Linked DNA regions of Homo sapiens: region 2 is linked to region 1. A link is an interaction called in ENCODE POLR2A ChIA-PET data of the cell type or tissue named here. Cell type or tissue: GM12878. All regions are shown on one strand. Each heading gives the region's core, and the rest is flanking DNA. Links, peaks and the distances in the headings are about the cores only. Region 1 has its middle 100 kb from the start of COLGALT2. Region 2 has its middle 34 kb from the start of RGL1.

The links. Peaks named below come from ENCODE experiments on the same cell type or tissue, not always from the same donor. Only the 100,000 strongest peaks of a DNase experiment are listed, where the experiment ranks them.
Region 2: POLR2A ChIA-PET joins it to region 1 with 5 read pairs; 3 of 35 experiments call an interaction of 5 or more read pairs at or near these places.

What each region holds. Positions count from the first base shown.
Region 1 is chr1:183,930,341-183,935,694 of GRCh38, forward strand. It overlaps a transcript of COLGALT2 not described here. Among named protein-coding and RNA genes, the nearest start is that of COLGALT2, 100 kb to the right of the region's middle. In GM12878, for the core only: no CTCF peak of the experiment used is centred there; no DNase peak of the experiment used is centred there.
Region 2 is chr1:183,768,020-183,773,392 of GRCh38, forward strand. It overlaps a transcript of RGL1 not described here. Among named protein-coding and RNA genes, the nearest start is that of RGL1, 34 kb to the right of the region's middle. In GM12878, for the core only: no CTCF peak of the experiment used is centred there; a DNase peak (open chromatin) is centred at 2,682; H3K27ac peaks cover 405 bases.

The sequences.
Region 1 (5,354 bases), core at 1-5,000:
ATACTAGAAAGAACAATTTAATTTTGTCTAGAACTAGCCTTGATCTTATTTTTTAATTTAATTTTATTTTTTGGACAGGGTCTCACTCTGTCACCCAGGCTGGAGTGGCGCAACCTCAGCTCACTGCAGACTCCGCTTCCTGGGCTCAAGCGATTCTCCAACCTCAGCCTCATGAGTAGCTGGGACTACATCCGCAAGCCACCAATGCCCTGCTAATTTTTTCTTTTTCTTTTTTTTTTTTTTTTTTTTTGTATTTTTTATACAGATAGGGTCTTGCCATGATTCCCAGGCTGGTCTCAAACTCCTGAGCTCAAAGCGATCTGCCTGCCTTGGCCTCCCAAAGTGCTGGGATTACAGGCATGAGCCACCACGCCCAGCCAATCTAATTTATTTTTAATTTTTAACATACAGTCACTCACCAACAATTTATTTTCTTCTGATGTGGTTCCTACTTTGATGACACTAGGAGCTACTTTACAGATGTAGTTGTAAGTCAGGTTAAAAAAAGAAACCTAGGAAATGTAAAGTATTTACACAAAACCCAACAGATCAAATAGGAGCCAGGCAAATTTAATTATTTTAGACTCACAATTTGGCAACCATTATTGGGTGTGGTTTCTCAACATCTCTACCCAGAAACCTTTGTGGAAGCAAGTTTCTTACTTAAAATTTCAAGGAATCCAATGTATGTAATGTTTTCTTAAGAGTTTGAAGGCACCTTACAAATCATGTAGTCAGTGGCCTCGTATTATAGATATGAGGCTGAGACACAGAACAGTTAAGTTGCCCAAGTTTTAGGGACAGAGCTCTGGATCATCAAACCCCACTCTGAGCATATCACACTGGGCCAGGCACTGAATGGAGGAGGCTCTCCTGACAGACACTTCCACAGCCTCACGGAACTGGAGAGAATCCCTGGGATCTGTGGGCTCCATCCCCAGCCTTCCAGTCACATGAATTCCCACAAACTATCTCGGTCAGCTGGGCACCTGGTTGGTTCTTTGAAGTGTCTGAGGAACATTCTACTGAGGGTCAGAGCACTGCCACCTACTATCCTGAGCATCATTTCCATCCCACAGATGAGGAAATGGCCAAAAAGATGATTATTGTGAGTTAGCACCCCAGCTGGATTGGAATCCATTTCTGATCTGTAGTCTCGGGTGTTCCCCGGGGGTGCCTGCAGCGGGAGAAACTCCTAGGAGAGGCATCAACTGACAGGAGTTAACAAAGGAGGAGCAGATGGGACTGGGGCTTGAGTGGCGTTCAGGAGAGCCAGTTTTAAGACCACCTGGATCAGCCTCCCTGTAAGCCAGTTATCAGTATCCAAGTGCTTTAACACAGGCTTCTCAGAAGAAATCATTTTTATTCCTACCATTATTTCATACCAAAGCATCATTATGTGCTACAGTTCCAATTTCTTACACAAGAATGAAAAGGGTTACCAATGCAGCAAGTTAAAAAAAAAAAAAAAGAAGAAGAAGACTGAATGATTTAAGCTGTTTCTGAATTGTTCCTGCCATAAAAAAAAAAAAAAAAAATCAAGGCACCAGTTTTGAAATGGGAGAAGCATTCTAAATGAGACTGTTAGCTTGCCCTTTGACATCGATTTCTGATCCTCATTTATTCAGTATCTAACATCCAAGTCTGCAGAAATATGTTATCTGAGAGTTTGCAGTATGACCAGCTGAATAATCAGTATATGAGGTTTCACAGGGGAGACAGACATGGGTTAGAAGTGCCAGCTTTATGTATCAGGCTGTGTGTGTGTGTGGTGAGACAGAGTGCAAGAGTGAGAGATTAAAACATTAAATTTTACTGAGAAAACAAGAAATGAGACACATTATCCCCCAGCAGCTTGGAAGTGGATGCAGTTTGGTGAGATCTGACTGCCTCGGTCTGACTCCCAGGCCACTTACTACCTTAGGCAAGTTGCTTCCCTTAGCTCTTTGCCTTATCTGAAAGATAGAGATTAATGAATAGTTCCTACTTCTTGAGGTTCATGCTGTATTAAACTACACAGCACACGTAGGGAAAGTGCGGTTCACTTTGGTGCATGATACAAGAGTTAGTTGCTGTTATTCCTGGGAAGCTTCTGGCCTAAGGGAAGTCATGTCTTCAAAGAAGCCCTCCAACCTCCTCCCGGGAGGAGCCAAATGGTCCAGACGTGAAACTCTTAGAGGTGGGGCTTCCACGTGTGGAACGGCACCCTGCGAAAAGCTAAGCCTGCTTGCTGCTCTGGGGAGAGACTGACTCACGGAGCTGGAGGGCGTCCAGGGCTCCTGCAGCTTGTTCCACGGCTGGGGTCCAAAAAGGCTCACAGAGACGGGGATGTGGGCCCGGCGCAGCCTCCCTGGCCAGCCTGCAGGCTTTGCAGTGGGCACTCTCGCTGGACGGGCTGTGACAGGAGAGGCTGGCTGATGTCAAGCAGCCCTGGGCCGGAGTGTCCCTCTCAGGGCCTGAGAGATCGGCCACCACACAGAGCTGGCAGCGATTCCCATGAGTCCCCACCTCCTTGGGTGGATTTTTCTCACCAGAAACTCTGCTCCCTGCTCCTGGGTACCCCCTTCTGTGTCTGTCCACAGTCCCTGTGTCTTTCCTACAGGAAGGGGTTCTCGACTCTGGTTCCAGAGGCCCTGTCCAGGGACAATGGAGATGCTTGATTGTGAGTTATTGCTCTTCCCCAAGCATTGGGGGCACTGGACATTTCACTTGTTCCTGTGCAAGCGGTTCAACTCAACACCAACTCAATCTCTCCCATAGTTGCAGACTTAAAAGGATAAAACTCTAAGGACAAGGCTGTCACCACTTCCATTTGAAGCCTCCCTCCTACCACACTATTTTCCCCATTGGTTCCCTCTCCTCTTTCTTGGCCTGTGCACTGGCATCACTGTCTCCAGCGATGGGCTTGCATTAGTCTCTTCTCCCCACTCCTTGCACTTCTCTCCCAGACTGTGCTCTGAGCACCAGGACTTTGCTCCGTGTGTGGTGCGCTAGAAGCTGCCTCTTTCCTCTCCCCTCGGATTCTCAACAGGCTTGCACCACTCTGTCCCTTGCACTCAACTCTGCTCATGGTTTCCTCCCCTGAGCTAGGCCTGAGCAACAATATCATCCCCTTCAAGTCTTCACAATTTATGCTAGCAATTTTTAAAAGCAGTTAAAGCCCTTCAGGCCACACCATCAAAATGCCTGGACAACTGAACTCCTGTCTGGGGGTCTGTTCCAAACTTCTCATTTCCTTTTGGGAGAAGAAACTGTCGCTGATTAATTTCCAAGCATCTAAGAACAGAGAGAGAGAGAGAGCTGCCCACTCCACTTTGAAAATCAAATTCCCCCACTAGTAAGAGCCCAGACATCCACCCAGCCACCCGTGGAATAGGAAACCCCCATCAAAGCCTTGCCAGGTCCATGGGGGCAGAGCTAGTGCTCTGTGGGCCCTAGGATTGCTCAGACATGGTAAGTTTACTAAAGCACCTGTTCCAGAGAAGCCAGGCTGGAGAATTACAGGGACGGGCATAAAAACAAACTCCATAAATTAAAAATAAAGAGAAGGCAATCCTCAGAGACGATTCTTCATTCTTTCCACTCTTTTTGAGGGCAGATGGGAGGATGGATGGCTTTGGATTGGAAGCAACACAGCTGGTGTCACAGAGGCTACTGAACAAAGATCAGCTCACATATTAGCACATCCATGGGTGGAAGCAAAATACTAGGGCATTTCAGTAATTCACAGAGCAGAAAGGAAGCCACTCTTCTGCCCAGCAACAAAGTTTAATGGAGCCATTCCACCACTTACCTTGGAACCCCATTCAGTGTCTGACAATTCTGTCAATGAATTCTTCCTGAAAGCTCACCTAAACTCCTCTTGCTCTGTCCCTGGGATAAGAGGGAGCACCATTTTTCACGTAATCTTTTGTAATATAATGTACTAAAATCTACCATCATTACTTCTCTCTTCTCCAAGCAGGTACAAAAGGACATTGTCCACACTTTGGTTCTTGTCTCAGCTGCCCTACACTGACTTAGGGCCGCGGGCTCACAGGGAAGCCCCTCATATGCCCCTCCTCTCCTGCTGGCCTTCCTCCCTCAGCTGCATTTAATTGAAGGACAGCCGGTTCCCCTGAAATAATAAACATCACCACAAAACATCATGTGGGCGTGACATTTCCAAAGCTGTCTACTCTTAGTTTTCAGAACGTGTCACCCCTTACATGCTATTTTCTTCTCATATAGCCAGCCTCATTTTAACTTTACTTTGTCATTATTTAACTCCTTAGTGAATTAACTTCTGTCAGGGAGATCACTTCTGGATCATTTCTTTCCTCTGTTTAGTTGGCAAGAATGTCTCAAAAGCACGTTATAGAAAGCCTCCTGGGAAGACACATCTTTATTTTATAGTTACTAGCGGGAGGGATTTGCTCCAATCATAAGGGAAAAACCATAAGATTCCCAAATTTGTAGCTGAGTGGGAATATTTCTTGTTTTGGACATCAACATTTTACTGGAAGCCTCTGTATTATCTGTCAAGATGGTAACCAAACTTAGAATTCTCCCAGAAATGCTGGGCTCTGTGCTTATGATGAGACAGCCCTGAGAAGGAGACAGCCCTGAGAGGGAGGCAGCCAACTTGCCTTGCCAGCATGATTGTGTCTCAGTCTTGTTTGTTATCAACCCCAACACATGCCTAACTCTTCTGCCCTACTGAGTTCCCATGAATCCCACTTTGGCCCTTTCATAGTCCTGTCAGGCAATGCCTGGACAGCATCTCCACCCACTGTGCCCAGCCCTCCTCCCTCTTCTGAACTCCAATTCATCCTCCAAAACCCAACCCAAATGTCACCTTCTCAGCAGAGCTGCCCTGACAGTCCTCCTCTGCCCATTTTGTTCATCTCTGAAATAAAACCATCCTGTTTGGCAGCCACCTGCTTTATGTTGCTCCTCCATTGGACTGCGGGCCCCACACAGCAGTAGGGACCTTACCTACTTCTCTGAGCATCTCAGTGCCCAGCACAAAGCCTGCAGCAAGGCAGTGTTCACAGCCTGGTTTTTGAGATTAGGGGTAAGCTTGATCTAAAAATTCAAGCAGTCACTGAGATCAACAAGGATTTTCTTTTTGTTGCTGCTGTTATTTTTCCCCAGGAAAAAGCTCTTTGGCCTTGGACTGGTATCACAGTATCTCAGTATCTTTTGATGAACGGATAGGCTGACCTGTAGCACAAAATGCAAGATGGACACCTCCACTCCCTCCCAGTGGGGGCTCTCTTCCATCTTTCTGTACCTTGGAATCCTTTTCAGCTTACATAACAGTACCCATCAGTTTAAAACAACCCTCACTGCACAGTAAGGGCAGCAACCAC
Region 2 (5,373 bases), core at 255-5,254, 160 kb before region 1:
ACTAAGAGCTTTAACTATGAGCAATGTTAATTAGCCCAATATCTCAAATTTTCTCTCAGGTTTTAAAGAATATTTTACTGTCTAAACTTCCGTCTTCTCTGTATGTGCATGAAGGTAGACACACAGAGAAACAGAAAAAAAAAAAACTACATATGACTTACACAGAACAACAGAAGGACCATGCATGGACTTTCTGTTTTGTCTTAAATTCTCTTTATTTTTAAATAGCCAGTTATTTTATTTTAGGACAAAAATTTACCGTTCCAAGATTCTTTCTCATACAAAATTCTTTTTTACTTTATAACCTTTTTTAAAAAACCGAAAATACATCTTCATATCCATAACTTTCTTCACATCTCTCTCCCCTACTTACCAGTTCTATTCTACCTTATTTCATAAATAACCTTTTCAAGCCCATAATTTGAACTAACCTTTAGATAACTTTTTTTTTTTTTTTTTTTTTTTGGAGACAGGGCCTTTGCTCTGTTGTGCAGTCTGAAGTGCAGTGGTGTGATCACAGCTCACTGCAGCCTTGACCTCCTGGACTCAAGCAATCCTCCCAACTTAGCCTCCCGAGTAGCTGGGACTACAGGCATGTGCCACCACACCTGGCTAATTAGGAAAAAAAAAATTGTAGAGATGAGGTCTTACTATGGTGCCCAGGCTGGTCTCAAACCCATGGGTTCAACTTATCCTCCTGCCTTGGCCTCCCAAAGTGCTGGGATTATAGGCATGAGCCAGCCAGTAACTTCTGAATTAAACAAAATTATTCTTTTTCTCAGCAATTTTATATACGGAATTACATATTACATATTAACTACAATTCTTATTCTTAGTATCCTTAAGTTTTAGTGAAAACCTAGGAAGCAAGAATCCTGAACTGTCATATAAGATATTAGCATTTTATAGATAAGGACCATTCCACAATTTTTGGAAATATGTTTCCCTGTATCATAACCTTTTCTTAATTGGGAATTACCTAGACATCTAATGAACATCAAAAATGATTTTAAGATTTTAAATTACATCATGCCATTTCTATTTCATTCAGTTTTTTCATTTTTAACAGTTTTACCTAGATTACTTATGAGAACTGAGATATTAGACAAAGCTAGTTGTCATTTCCTTGTTAACAATTTTGTAACCTGTGAATAGCAGTAAGGTCCTTAAAGTTAACTACATGGGTATTTTCACCAATACTCAGAAGACTCAGCTATATTCATTAAACCAACAACATTAAATTAGTCTTATTTGGCAAAAATTGCACAAAGATCATTTTGTTTTGGCTGAGTTTATAGCTTTATAATCTTCTGTGCCAAACCCTGACACCTCAAAATATCTACAGAGACAAATACAAAACCCAGACAAAAATGTATGCTGACAATTCCAAAGTCACATCTACTTTTATCTTACCAATAATTTTAAAGCTAGATTGCTTATTAAAGATTTACATAAGTCACATGAACTTGAAACATGCTTGGATAGATTTAATTATGAGCTTTCTTTTATTTATAAGCCAATTTGGTAGACACAACATATAACATAATAAATGTTACACAATACATAAACATGTAAACATGATACACAAACATAAAGCTCCAATAGCTTTTACTTTGGAACTCTGTAGCCATGAGATAGTAATACAAACTCACCAGTTTACAAACACGTTCACGTGGCTACACTTTGTTTACCCTGATAGGTAATCTAATGAAGGCTGAGACCCAAAATTTTGGGTAAGGTCGTTTCCATGGCAGTTTGATTTTTAAAGGCCAAACCTCCTCATACTCCAAAGAACACTGAGGTCAAACAGCACCATAAAACATCATGTATTAACCAGGCCCGACCCAGCTTAGAACAGCAGCATAAAAGTCTGGATACATGAAATTCCATCCCACTTTTTCTTTAAACATCAAAATGAGGCCCATGGAAAGGCCACACTTCTCTAGATTGCAAAGAATATTGGGGCAAAATAGTATTACAAAAGATCAGTTTATAAAATTCTGATTTCCCATGACTTTATTAACACACATATGTAGACAATCATCAAAACACCATCCAACTGCTGCAGCAACAAGCCCCAAGCATGTCCAGACTGAAACAGTCCAGGTGCTTTTCTCTCTCAATTGGTTGGGCTTGTTTAACCTGCAAAAGGAAACTCCTTCAGAATTCCCCTAATTGAGAGGAGCAGATCCTGCTGTCTGTTACCCACGAAAGACATCATCTGTCCAGATGCAGATGACAAATTTCAAAGGCTGTTCTTCCTAGGTGATCAGGAATGAAGTTGGAGCCAGCAGTGATAGTACCAGAGAGACAGAGAGAGAGAGACTGAAACCCATCTCTGGCCAAAAAAGGGGTTAGGCAGCTGCCTAGGAGGGCTTCTGAAACTCCTGGCCCATGCATTCCCAATAAGGGAACCAAAATCTGTTACCAAAACACCAGGGGTTCAGTCTAGGTCATGCTGCTCACCACACAGAAAGCCAATTACTGAAATATTGCCAGGGAAGAAGGCTTTAATTGGGTGCTTCGCTTGAGGGGAGAGGAGACCAGTCTCAAATCCGTCTCCTCAACTAAAATTAGGGGTTTATGTGGCAAGGAAGAAATGTAACCATATGTGGGAAAACAGGAATTAGGGAGGGAAAAGGAGTAGTTGGGCAACAGGAAATAGGAAGTCAGGCGATCATGACGGGTGAGGGGTGTGGCATCTCATTGTCCAGATGTGTTGATCTGGTAAGTTTCAGTTCCTTGATACTTTCTGGGAGGTCTTATGGTTGGTTTCCTGAGAAAGGAACCCAGATCAGACAAACTTTTTCAAATTTTAAGCCTGGAAGCTTCAATTCTATGCTTAGTCAAAAGAAACCATAAAGATCAGTTCTATGAGACAATTGGGCTGGTTTCAGTGTTAGAACCACTCATCTCTACTCCCTCCCTCCCCTGTGGATGAGGTGGTACCATACTGCAGTAAGCATTGTGCTTCTCAGAGGAAGTGTTCCTGAACCCAAGTGGAAGGCTGGGTTATAAACCTTACCTTATCCTGGCTGCTCAGCTGATGGTTATTTGAATGGGAAAAGGCAAAACTTCTCCAAGAGGATAAAATGAGATAGGACTTATTTCTAGAGTGCTTGGTCCTGTAAAAATCTACTGGACATTTGCAGCCAATTTAGCCCTCTCTGTTTGGCTCCGAGGCCTAGAATGAGTCCTGCTTTCACTATACCAGACATGAACATTTCTTTACATTTTAGTGTAGAGAGCTAAGGAAACTCCAGTGGAATTTAGTAAACAAAGAAAAAAAAAAAACAAGAAAAAAAATGACCAGTTTTTTCAGGGCCTGGAAATTATTCATTCTTGGGGCCTTAGGTCTCTAAGAAAAAGTTTGCAAAGCAGTTGTTTTAGCCTATTGTTTCCCAAAATATGTTCACTGTCTCCTTTTTATTCCTTTGAAAACTTGGGAGTCTCCTTTTTATTCCTTTGAAAACTCCGTATGTCAAGAGAAGCTTGACATCAGGCAATAAACAGGTAGGGGATGGGGTAAGAACTTAAACGCTGAAATGTTTCCCATGAAAGGGAATAGAAGCATCTTCTGTTCTTTAAACTCATCCTTCCTTTTGATACGTGAGTGCTGGGAAGGGAAGAGCGTGGTTCCTTTAAATGATATGGAAGCGGGAAGGGAAGTGTTGGATAGCGGAGGACATGGTCCCTGGCTAGGGCTCCACCCCCACGGACCTAGGTGAGGACAGGCACTTGTGCCTTCACTCCTAAATGTTGCGTTTCCCAACACCACCCTGGCCTGCCATGCCCCCATCCTGGGCCTATAAAAACCCGAGACCCTAGCAAGGCAGAGACAGAAGTGGCTGGACGTGGAGCAGAGCAGATAGGCGGAGGAAGACACAAGTGGCTGGACGGTGAGAGGACACGGAGGGGAACACGCCGGCGGAAGAGCATTTTGACAGACACAGGCACTCAAGCAGGCTATTGACCAGCAGGTTTAGGCGGAGTTTGGCCAGGGCAGTCGGAGGAGAGCGCCCGCTGCCCAGCGGCCCAACTCCAGGGATAAACCATCTCCCTTCTGGCTCCCCCATCGGTGGACAGCTGCTTCCACTCAATAAAACTTTGCACTTATTCTCCAAGCCCACGATTCTTCCAAGGCAGGAACCTGGGATACAGAAAGCCGTCTGTTCTTGTGACAAGGTGGAGGGTCTGATTGAGCTGGTTAACACAAGCCGCCTATAGATGGCAAACTAAGAGAGCACCTTGTAACACACGCCCACTGGGGCTTCAGGAACTGTAAACTCTGCTGTGGGGTGCCCAAGTCTGTATGCTCCCCTAGAGGTTTGAGCAGCAGGACACTGAAGAAGCGAGCCACACCTCCGTCACGTCCTGGGAGGGGGACAAGGGAACCTTTCCTATTTCACTTTAAGCGGGCAGAAATGAGAAAGAAATGACATTTTTTAAATTTTTCCTTAGCTAACAAATGTAGGGTGTCTGGGAAAGTTAGTAGTTCTTCCTACAGTAGTAGAAATTGAAAAACCTTCACTGGAAACTCTACTCCCATGTCCTGGCATCTGAGAAAGTTACCTGCTTTACTTGATGGGAAACCTTGGTCTACAGGAAAGTTTGCTGATGAAGAAAATTTCAGAAAGGGGGAGATTTTGGGGTTGGCAGGCTCCTGTGTAGGAAACAGTTAACATTCTTTAAAAAAAATTTCACTCTGGGCCGGGCGCGGTGGCTCACGCCTGTAATCCCAGCACTTTGGGAGGCCGAGGCGGGTGGATCATGAGGTCAGGAGATCGAGACCATCCTGGCTAACAAGGTGAAACCCCGTCTCTACTAAAAATACAAAAAATTAGCCGGGCGCGGTGGCGGGCGCCTGTAGTCCCAGCTACTGGGGAGGCTGAGGCAGGAGAATGGCGTGAACCCGGGAAGCGGAGCTTGCAGTGAGCCGAGATTGTGCCACTGCAGTCCGCAGTCCGGCCTGGGCGACAGAGCAAGACTCCGTCTCAAAAAAAAAAAAAAAAAAAAAAAAAAAAAAAAAATTTCACTCTGATATCTATAATCCCAATGCCTTTGTACATTATATTGTTCTCTCACAACACCTAGCTCTTACTCATCCTTCAGACTCTGGAAATTTTCCCTGATCTCTCTGCAGACCACATTATGTGCCCTTATCATTTTTTTCCTTCCTCCCTCCCTTCTTTCCTTCTTTCTCTCCTTTATTTTTTCCTTTCTTTCTGCATTTCCTTTATGTACACTTATCACATTATATGGCAGTTATTTGTTTTATATTCTTTTCTAGTAGACTATGAGCTTCTAACACAAGGAACTGCACCTATCCTGTTCAATTTATACCACTGCAATGTTGAGATGTTTGTTGAATGA